2 separate regions of the Mus musculus genome follow, and region 1 is linked to region 2. Evidence: chromatin loops called from intact Hi-C (ENCODE). Cell type or tissue: left cerebral cortex. All regions are shown on one strand. Each heading gives the region's core, and the rest is flanking DNA. Links, peaks and the distances in the headings are about the cores only.

The links. Peaks named below come from ENCODE experiments on the same cell type or tissue, not always from the same donor. Only the 100,000 strongest peaks of a DNase experiment are listed, where the experiment ranks them.
Region 1: a loop joins it to region 2, with 1.9 times the contacts of the local background. A loop is called at or near these places in 2 of 42 quality-filtered maps.

The regions. Positions count from the first base shown.
Region 1 is chr19:17,481,500-17,486,888 of GRCm38, forward strand. The region is part of intron 24 of Pcsk5 (proprotein convertase subtilisin/kexin type 5); the gene reads right to left. Among named protein-coding and RNA genes, the nearest start is that of Gm41813, 52 kb to the right of the region's middle. In left cerebral cortex, for the core only: no CTCF peak of the experiment used is centred there; a DNase peak (open chromatin) is centred at 2,292.
Region 2 is chr19:17,766,708-17,772,096 of GRCm38, forward strand. The region is part of intron 2 of Pcsk5 (proprotein convertase subtilisin/kexin type 5); the gene reads right to left. Among named protein-coding and RNA genes, the nearest start is that of Pcsk5, 68 kb to the right of the region's middle. In left cerebral cortex, for the core only: a CTCF peak has its summit at 3,076; DNase peaks (open chromatin) are centred at 2,651 and 3,051.

The DNA of each region.
Region 1 (5,389 bases), core at 174-5,173, 290 kb before region 2:
CAGCATATTCATATTCACACACACACACACACACACACACACACACACACACACACACTCACATATGTGTATATAAAACAAAATAAATTAGTAAGAAAAGAAAGATGCTGGGTATCAGGGCATGTGCTCGTAGAACCAGCTGCCCAAGATGCTGAGAAAGAAGATGCTGAGAAGGAAGTCCTGGAGCGCAACTTGGAAAAGTAGGGAGTCTTTGTTTAAAAGCATAATAACTGCCCTCCCCCAATCAAAACATCAGAAAAGACAGAAACTGCCTAGGCTAGGATACATATACATATGCACATGCACCAGGTCAATAAAGTAATGTTTTTAAAAAGTGTAATAAACAGGTTTAGAACTGGTAAAAGGAATCATCTGATGTTGGTTTCTGGCTACTATGGACACCCACCCACAAGAGAAGACAAACACGCACTGACACATACAGGACCACACCCCAAAATAAGTCCTGTTCCACCACACGTTTGAAACATTGTCTCCACAGATCTTTCCAGTCAGTTGTCATTTGGTTTTGCTACCGATTCCCCCTTTCTCCCATGTCCACGTCTACCTTCTCATCTCCCACATCCACGCCTACCTTCTCATCTCCCACTTTGTCCCTCAACACTTGTTAATTTCCACAACGCCAGTGCTCTTCCTAGAGGTGGAGTCCAAAGAGACACAGATGCCTGTACAAACTCTTCAGACAAAATTCATCTTGAAAAGGCTTATCTTTCTGATAGGACTCTGCAAAGGAAGTAGATGGCTGGGAACTGGGGTTACAGCTGGTACCGCCTCAGACTCACTAATGAGACTAGGGCTGTCCTCAGGCCAAACATGTTTTAACCATTTCTTTCCTGCGTGTCTACTCTATCTGCCCTGCTGAGATGTCCCAAGGCTCTCTCTGAGGGCAGAAGCAGCGCTGGAAGAAATCAATACTTCAGCTGCTTAGAGAGATAATTAAGCAAATTGTCAATAATGTATATTCTTCCTGAGTAAATTCGTATTTAGTTATCACACAATGCTGTCACATTGACAAGAGAGTCCCTGACAGTTTTCAGCCTACCAAGAATAACAGATTGGTTAAGAGATTTATATGCCCAAAGAGTGTAACTAATTATAAGGGCCAGACAGCACTAAGAGATACATAAATTCAAATTGGCCTTGTACTTAGAGTTGCTTCAAATATCATTCAAATACAAAGTAGATCTTCTGACAGCTCTGCCATGCTGGCTTTTCCGGAAGGTTCAATGGTGTTGGAATACAAAATATTTGGTTAGAGGGACTGTTGATGCTTTTCAATCATCTTGTCTTCACTGGTGTCCACGGACAATGAATAAATATTTGAATTGGCAGGGATGCAAATTGTGCAGCTGACAGTGGGGCACAACCCCCCTGGAGAGGCACAGTAGTAGAAGAGAGCAGAATAAATAATGATGGTGGAAAGAGGGTTCGGTGTTCCATGGGCTCCAGGTTTTATCATGTCCTCTAATTCCGGGGATGGAATGCCATGACAGGCAAGGTCCTTGTGGATCCCCATGCTTCCCGAGCCCTAACAGGCAGAAGTAATGGATATTTACATACTGAGCCCTAGAAGGCTCACTCACTGTGCCGTGTGTCCATGCATCTGTTCATTTATTTCATAGCTTACATTTCAGTGGAAGGCAACAGTTTTAAAAGCAGGTATAGGGCTGGCGAGATGGCTCAGCGGGTAAGAGCACTGACTGCTTTTCAGAAGGTCCTGAGTTCAAATCCCAGCAACCACATGGTGGCTCACAACCACCCATAATGAGATCTGACACCCTCTTCTGGTGTGTCTGAAGTCAGCTACAGTGTACTTATGCATAATAATAAATTAATTTTTGGAGTAGAGCCAGCAGGGACTGAGCGAGTGGGTCTGACCGGAGTGAGCAGGGTTGACCAGAGCGAGCAGAGGTTCTAAAAATTCAGTTCCCAACAACCACATGAAGGCTCACAACAATCTATATAGCTACAGGGTACTCACATACATAAAATAAATAAATAAATCTTTTTAAAATGCAGGCAATATCTTAAGCAGTGTATGTAGTAACCTGTTTCTGAATCATGCAATAGAACATGCTCATTTTCAAAACACAGGTAATTATTCGTAGGGCAAGTAAAATATAATTATTTTTTCAACAAACGCATGCCATGGACAGTAGAAAGCAAGCTCTGTGAAGACAGAGGTTTTGTTTCCTGTAGGCTCACTACTAAGGAGATCGCCTTGGCACTTGTGGAAAAGGAAAGCTCACAAATAAATTTAGACATTTAGATAAAGATTAGAAAGGATGTGGGAAGAGAAGAGAGACTCTCATCTCAATGAGCTAGTGAGAGAAAATGCCATCCAAGAACCAACCATTTGATTAGAGACTGGAATTTTAGCAGGAGCTAGCTGCAGAAATCCTACAGACAGAGGTCAGACCCATTTAAGGAACAGCAATAGGAAACAGGTACAGTGGCATATGATTGTAATCCCAGCACTTGAGAAGATGAGGCAGGAGCATCAAGAGGGTTGGAAGATCAGGGAGAGTCTGGAGTTGGGGGGGTGGGGAAGGAGAGGTGAAGGAGGAGGAGGAAGAGGAGGAGGAGGAAGAAGAAGAAAAGGAAATGTGGTAGCAGCAACCACTAGGGCTGGACTGGATCAAATGAGAGGCAGGCAATGAGGTCAAGGTCATGGCACGACCAGATCAAATTGTCATTCTTACTCCTCCACCCAAGCCCCTCTACCTTGCTGATCATTAAACCCATGGCCTCATATATGGTAGGCAAAAAGCCACCACTGAGCTAACCACTAGCACACATAGAATTGTACTGACCAGAATAAGAGATTCACCTTCTAACGGAGACTTTTGTATAAAAGCCCCAATGTGATATGATCTGCATATAGAAACCTAAGGATCCTATGAGTTCTAAGTGGGGAATGACCTGTTTAACAGTAGGAGTATTTACAACTATTACATCCAGCCAAACTCAACTAGGGCACCATGTACCACTCTTGGGATGCATGTTTTAGAGAAAGATATATCAGAAGAAATAATCAGAGGTAAATAAATTAAGAATGTGATAAGAAAATTCAAACTTGGGGGACTTCAAAGAACTAACATTTTGGGACACGATGTTGGGGACAGGATGAAGGATTGAAATGACTTTCTGGGCTGGCTTGAGCCCTAAGTGGGCAAGAAAGAAGGAGGAGTCAGCTGTGTGTTGGATTTAGAGAAAGAAGAAGCAATTAACAAGTCATGTATTCCAGCTACACCCTGCTGTGAGAGGCTAAGGAGTGCCTGTGTGGTCTGCAGTCCTTACCCTCATGGAATTTGCAGCTGGTGGGGAGAGGACAGTAATGACCAAGGTTGGCAAGCACGAAGCTAATGTGTGTCGAATGATGGGATGGGAAACATACATACTTCTGATCTAGTTTAGGGCCTGAAAGAAAGCAAAGTGTGATGTTTCCTTTTCTTCCCTCATACTTAAAACTCTCTCTCTCTCTCTCTCTCTCTCTCTCTCTCTCTCTGTGTGTGTGTGTGTGTGTGCGTGTATGTGTTGTATGTCTGTGATGTGCAGTGTATGCTCACATGTGTATTCATTTGAGTAGAGCCCAGAAGAGGACACTGGGGGGTGGGTGTCCTGCCCCTTCACTCCACTTTTTGTTCCCTGAGACAGAGTCTCTCATTGAACCCAGTGCTACTCTGGAAGCTGAGAAGTCTCAGATCTCCCTGTCTCTGCCTACCACCGCCAGCTCTTGAGTTACAGGTGTGCTCATGACCATGCCTGGTGCTTTTCTGTGGGTTCTTGGGACTTGAACTCAGGTCTCAATGCTTGAGCACCAAGTGCTCTCATCGACTGGACCATCTCCTCAGCCCTTTATCTCTCTTTCTTGATGGGAAAAATTTGAAGCATTCTTCTACTTAGGGTTTCCAGATAAAATACAGTACTCAGGAACCCAAGAACTATGAAGTTAGCTTAAGGATAAATGAAAACTAGTAGGAGTCAGCGAAATCCATCTGGGCCTTGGCTTTGACATTGGGTAGGTCAGACCAGAAGAAGAGCACAAAGGGTCCCTCTGAAGCTCTGGATTTTACAAAGATGCATACTCAGATTCATGCTAGCTTCGCATTCTAGAATCTAACCAAAGGAAACAAGTGCACAGCAGTTCTGGGTCAGTAGGATTGCAAGGCAACTGATAGGAACAGCTGTGAATGCTCCCAGAAAAAAAATGTAATTTCAACTGTCATGTCAATAGATTCTTTTTCATTTCTAAAATTTCAAGGAAAATGGACACAGTATAAAGGTTTCCCTCAATGCCAGGTCTTCATGTATGCGAGGCAAATGCTCTACTGTTGACCTACAACCCCAGTGCAGAAGTTGAAACATATCAAGCACAGAAAGAAAGCAGTCACTATGAGAAAGAGGCAGTGGGAGTAACCAACAGCAGAATCAGACCCACAGCACACTCTTAGAAATGGTAAAGAGCCAGAATTAAGAGCCATGAGGGAGGTAGGGTCACGGAGCAGTTCCCCCATTGTGTGACTATATGAAGAATTGTTTGTTTCTACCCTCAGGTTCTTCTGCCAGAGTGGGGGCTTGTCTCCTGTGCTGCTAATAATAGCTGTAGTGGCTTTACAAAGATTATCAGGTTGCGATACAGTGAACATTAACAATCTGTCCCAGTTGGGAATACATCTTATTTATCACTCAGGCTACAGTGCCTAGTCCTATTCTCAGATTCCTTTATTCCACATGGACATTTTTGAGGATCTCACACTATTACATATTTTAATTATATATTGTACATTTAAAAATTACATTCATATGTATATGATTGTGCCTTCATGCACACATACATGACAGCATGCATGTGGAAGCCAGAGGACAACTTGGAGGAGTTGCTTCTCCCCCTTCACTGTCATGGGGTCCCAGGGATTGAACTCAGGCTTGGCAGTAAGCACGGTGACACTCGGAGCCATCTCACTGGCCAACAAATATATGCTAGGGCTATAGAGGTCACTCATTCCCTAGTATAGTGTGGAATTCAGTGTCTCTGGGGCAAGGCAGCAGATAAAAAGACCTATAAGATATGTGCTCATATGCTCATGTGCTCGTGTCACATGATCATATAATTAAATTAACGGGATGGCAAGCAGGGAACAGAGTTCTAAGATGTGAATAGATTGCAAGTGCACTTGAGTAGGGGGCATAATAACAGAAATCCATGGGAGGATGCCTTCGTGAAAGTAAAGGTTGAAAACCAAAAGATGAGTTCGAGAAAGACAGATAGAATGAAGAAGAGCTATGGAGAGAATTTTCTGGAAGAAATATGTCACATTCCTCACTCTGAAGGTCTGAAGGATTTTAAATAAAAGGATGTGAAAGGTAT
Region 2 (5,389 bases), core at 75-5,074:
CCTTTGATGGACAACCTAGATGATAACACAGGCACACCGTATTTGCTGAATTGATCAATTTACCAGTTTACACAGGAAGAATATTGAATATAGTAAGGCTTACATTCAAGCCCTTACATCAGCTGTCCAGACTCTAAGACCAATTGTTTTTCAGACCTTTTATGATATAGTTGTTCCTTACAAATTCTTCAGATCAACCTAATTCAACACCCATTCATAAATGTCCTGTTTGATGCTAGGCACTACTCTGGCAATGGTGTTGTACTGAAATACCTCTGGCTTCCTAGAGTTAGGAAGAAAATTTGGCCAGACAATGGGTCCAGAAGATGTACCTCTGTCTATTTAGCCTTTAACTAAAATGGTGATTTTTGCCTTGGAGATATTCGTAGTCTTGTAATATACCTTAGCAACCTTACTACAAGGTTTACTCATAAGCATGTACAGCTAATTTTGCATGTCAAGTTGACTAAGCTGAGACTATCTAGATTATTACCTCTGGTTGTACCATGAGACCAGTTCTGCACACTAGTGTTTGAGTCTATAGATTCAATCAAAAGAATGCCTGGCCATGCCTGAGTGAATGGGTACCACTTAATCTATCAATGACCTTAAAAGACAAAAGATCAGAGAAGAAAGGCCATTCCTTCTGTCTTCAGAGCTGGGGCATAGATGCTAAGGTTTCTTTCAGCTCTTGGGCAGGGGTTTATCCTAGTGACTCCCTGGCTTCTCAGACATTTGGAGTGGTAGTAAATCACCAGCTGTCCTGAGTCTATACCTAGTAAAGTGCAGGTTATGAGGCTTTTTGGCTTCCACAATCAAGGTGCCAGGTTCTCCTCCATAGTCTCATTCCTTAAACACATTTGAGGTACCTGTTTTCTCTGAAGACCCTTGGCTAACACAGCACTCTACAATGATCTGTGAAGGACCTCAGCTGGTAGCCTTTTGCTTTCTATAGCAGACTCTGCTTTTTAGGTGGGAATCTTAGTGATCCTCCAGGGCCCACCTTTTGTCTTCAAGTGAAGAACTTGAATCAAGGTGAACAATTGTACGTGCATGATAGAAAACCCCTACGCCTTTCAAGATAGCTCTTTGACCCATATTCTACTACCATTTCTGTCTAACACTTGAGCCTGGGATTTAGCCAAAAGGGATTAACAATCCTATGTGTAAAGGCAAGAAAAAAATTAAAATATGAAAAATAAACCCTGTCTTCCTAAAATGATTTTATTATGGGGCCCTTTGGAAATATACTGCATGTACACAGCAGATGCACAGTGAACGCATGATTAGTTTGTGAAGCTGAAATGAACCATACATTAACAATGGCATTCGTCAAGCTGAAATTCTCCTGATGTTAGTCATTCATTGGCATTTGTGTATTTATTCCATATGCATGCCATAAATATGCAAACATTCAGTAGCCATCAAGTATCATAGACAAATGCTACCAGGTACTGAGCATATCTTCTAGGCTATATGAAGGACACAGTTCCGGTGGGGCCTGCTACATACACTGGAAATCACTGCAATGTTGGCAGGTTTTTATTTCTGTGCTAACTCATTGCTTTTATATCAAGGTGTCTTTAATATATTTGAGTACACTGAGAGAATACTGAAAGAAAGTTGTAAGAACATTCCCCAAATCCTTGACTACATTCATCAAGAAATGTAAATATTCACTGCCTTGTGTGGGTGGGGGATCTCTGTAAAAGAAAAAAAAGTACTACAATAAAATGAATTATTTGAACCCCAACTTGCTTGATGAGCCTTGGTAATAGACTTTTACTCAGTTAAGGGCTGACCTACATAAATATGGGTTTTAGGGTAGATTTTTTTCTGTTATCTAAGACCGGCCCATCTTAAACCCATATATGCAACTAGGAATGCTGTCACAAGACAGTGAAACATTAAGCCAGCCAGTGTCATTGGATTTGTCCACAAAGAACCACAATGGGATACAAGTACTAAATTTTCATCACATTTAATCCTCTCAGTGGAAGAAAAGGTTGGATATTATTTCCATTTTCCAGATTAAAAAAAAAAAGGTAGATTCAGAAATGTTAACTGATATAACTATAAAGATATAAAACTATCTGATGTAAATCCACTTCTAATTAAGGCTGTAGTTCTCTCTCTCTCTCTCTCTCTGTCTCTCTGTCTCTCTGTCTCTCTGTCTCTCTGTCTCTCTCTCTCTGTCTCTCTCTCTCTCTCACACACACACACACACACATACACACACACACACACCTAAAAAACAAAACAACCCCCCCACAAAACCCCAAAAACCTTCTTTAATAAAAAACTAAAATTGGACTCAACAAATGTTCATATACTACCCCCAGCATCTGCCAGGTATGAAGTCTATAGTTCCTTATGTTGGTCTAGAACCAAAACAAACAAACAAACAAACAAACACAACAAACAAACAAGCAAAAACATAATGTCATGATGCTGCATGTGGTAGACACTGTCAACAAAATGATTCAGGGGATGAGACCTCTAGATCTTTCCTCCTTCCTAAACACAAAGGCTCCTCAGATTTTTCACTGTAAATTGCTAGAATTAGAAATTTGAGAATAATTTTAGAGGAAAGCTGTGATTTTCATGGGTTTGCCAAAGTCGGCTGTCTGAAAGAGCCAAGATTATGTTATTTTCCCGAATGGTATGCTAGTAGATATTCCCAATTGGCTGTGCTGAGTAAAGTCTCCCTAAACACTAACCTCTGAGCCTACTCTGATCATCTAACTTTAATTTTAAATAATAAAAAAGCAAAAGCAATAATGGATACAATGCCAGCAACAATTTAGCTTCAATTTATTGAGTACTTTAATCCCCATAAAGAGTCCTAGGACTTTGGTTAGCATCATGTAAATGACATCATTATGAAAGGAAACTGGACTCAAACAAACATTGGCTTTTTTGCCCACGTTCCCACAGCTAGTAATTGGCAAGGCTGAATTCAGACAAGACTTCACTTCAGAGCCTGTGTGATTAACCATCACACATGCCAGCTCTGATGAAGCAAGACAGGATGAAGTTCTAGACATGTGGGAAGCCCACTGAGACTCTGCTGCCACCTAGCATCTCCATTGATGCCACTTCAGCTTTTGCCAGCCAGTCAGGTGTAATGTCTTCAGCTCCCTGACACCTGCTGATGTCGCCACTGCCAACAGATGGACCAAATTATGTGATCTCACCCCAAATTCTGGTTTTTGGCTAGCCCTCAAGTCTCCACTGAGAGCTCAATGAGTAAATAAAATTATCTATCCCAATGCACCAGGACCATTTCTAGGTTCAGAGGCATGGTGGAACTGGGCACAGAAAAAAACACAAATCACAATTTAAAAGCTATGTTATATATTCTGCTGCACAACAGCTGTCAAAAGGAAAGTGCTTTGATTCTTCTGGAAGAACCACCCTGTCACATTCTAACCCTCAACATCCAGCTGGCTTTAGGGTGATGAATCTGGCAACAAGCTCTCACTCCATGTGGTCCCTGATTGCCTAGCTCTCTCGCCCAGATGGATCCACACTTTCAATTTACTATGCCTTGCCCCGGGCAGAGCACCTTATTCCTAGCCTTCTTTTGACTTTGAGGCCAAGGATCGCTACACACCTACCATTTAAGGTTGTATTAATCCTAAAGAGAATTTTTGACTGATAAACTTTTCATCATGCCTCCCAACCATGTGCGCCCATAGGTCCAGCTCAGCCATACCCAGTGAGTCTTCTTGAACATTCTAAACATAGTCCCCCACATCCAATTATTCAAGCAGTAATCCATATATTTGCTTGCTTGTACTTAGCAAAATGAAGATTATTTATGCCTATTTTTCATCCCTTCTTTGAATGCCTAGTTTACCCCTGGTGGGTTAGCAACCTTCCAGGCACAACATTAGGAAGTGCACGGTTAGGGACATTGTAGATAATTAATTCCTGAACCAGTGCTAGTCAGCAAAAAAGAGAATATAAGCCACATGTCATTTTAACTTTGCTAGTAATCACATTTATAGAAAATAATCAAGTGAGATGACTAGTAATATTCTTTAGTTAACTCAATACATCCAAAATATCATCACCTTAATATGTAAGCAATATAGAACTCATTAGTGAGACCTATTCTGGTACCAAGTTTTCAAACTTAGACATTCATTTTACACATAGCACCTCTCAATTTGGGTGCCAAATTTCCATTAGAAAACTTTCTTTGAATTTAGATTTCATGAGACATTGAAATAATACATTCACATGTCCAACTGTGTCAAATGTGCCTAAACATTTCCTAATAACAATCAAGTCAGGTTTAAAACATAGAGGCAATGAAAATAAGTAAAATTAAAACTCCAGTTTACCTCAGTTGTTCTAGCTATGTACCAAGTACACAATGGCTCCATGTGACCAATGACAGATGTCCTTGAGAATCCAACTTGAATGATTATGTGAGAAAATAAATTTAAACTATCAATATTTAATGAAGTAATTGTAAAGAATATGTTGGTAATGCTGACTGATTAAATGGCCTTAAATTTCTTGGATTTCTCTCTGGTGCTTTAATCACATTTTGCAGCAGTGGAATCTTGTGTTCTTCACATGGAGAGTGTACAGGTGAGGCTGTAAAATGGTGCCAAATGCAGTTGGGAGGCCTGAACTTCAGACTCAGCTCAATCATCAGGCCTCAATTCAGTCTAATAACAGCGATAGCTTCTACAAGAGTGGACACTTAGTTCTTCTGTTTGTTGTTGATGCACCATTTGAACCCTCCCCACTTTTAAATCCATGCAATTGTTTATTTATCTCCATTGCCCTCATAGGACAGGCATGAACTTGCTGGTGGACAGACCTTCACTTACCATAGATAAGGTCGACCAGATGTCCCACATTTGACTGGAAGGACTATGTCTCAAATTAAAGCTCATGTTCCCAGATCACCTGTTTAGGAATATTGTGATTTTTATAGTAGAACTGTAATCCTAGCAGGTAATCAGATGGACACTGTCTCGAGGGAATGAACAGAAAATAATGGGAGGCCCAGGATGGCTACTGCTCAAAACTGGCTTCCTTTTTCATGTATATAATTTTTAGAAATAATAAAACAGGACCAGTCTTGTGACAAATAAAAAGCATAAACTAGCCTGAATATCGAGATTTAATTTGCAATTTTTGGAGTTTCAAAGTTTCCTCTGGTCTTTTTTATTACTCATGCCCCTCTCCTCACAACCATGTTCCCTCTGTTTCCATGATTATTAAAATTAGTTTCCTTCTCTGATAATTTCCACCCCCACCCCATTTCCTTTCAAGGATTAACTGCCCATGGAGCTTTGGATATTTCACTCAGTCAGAAGCCTATACACTATTGGCTGCCCTGACCTCTGGTGTTTCAGACTAATCC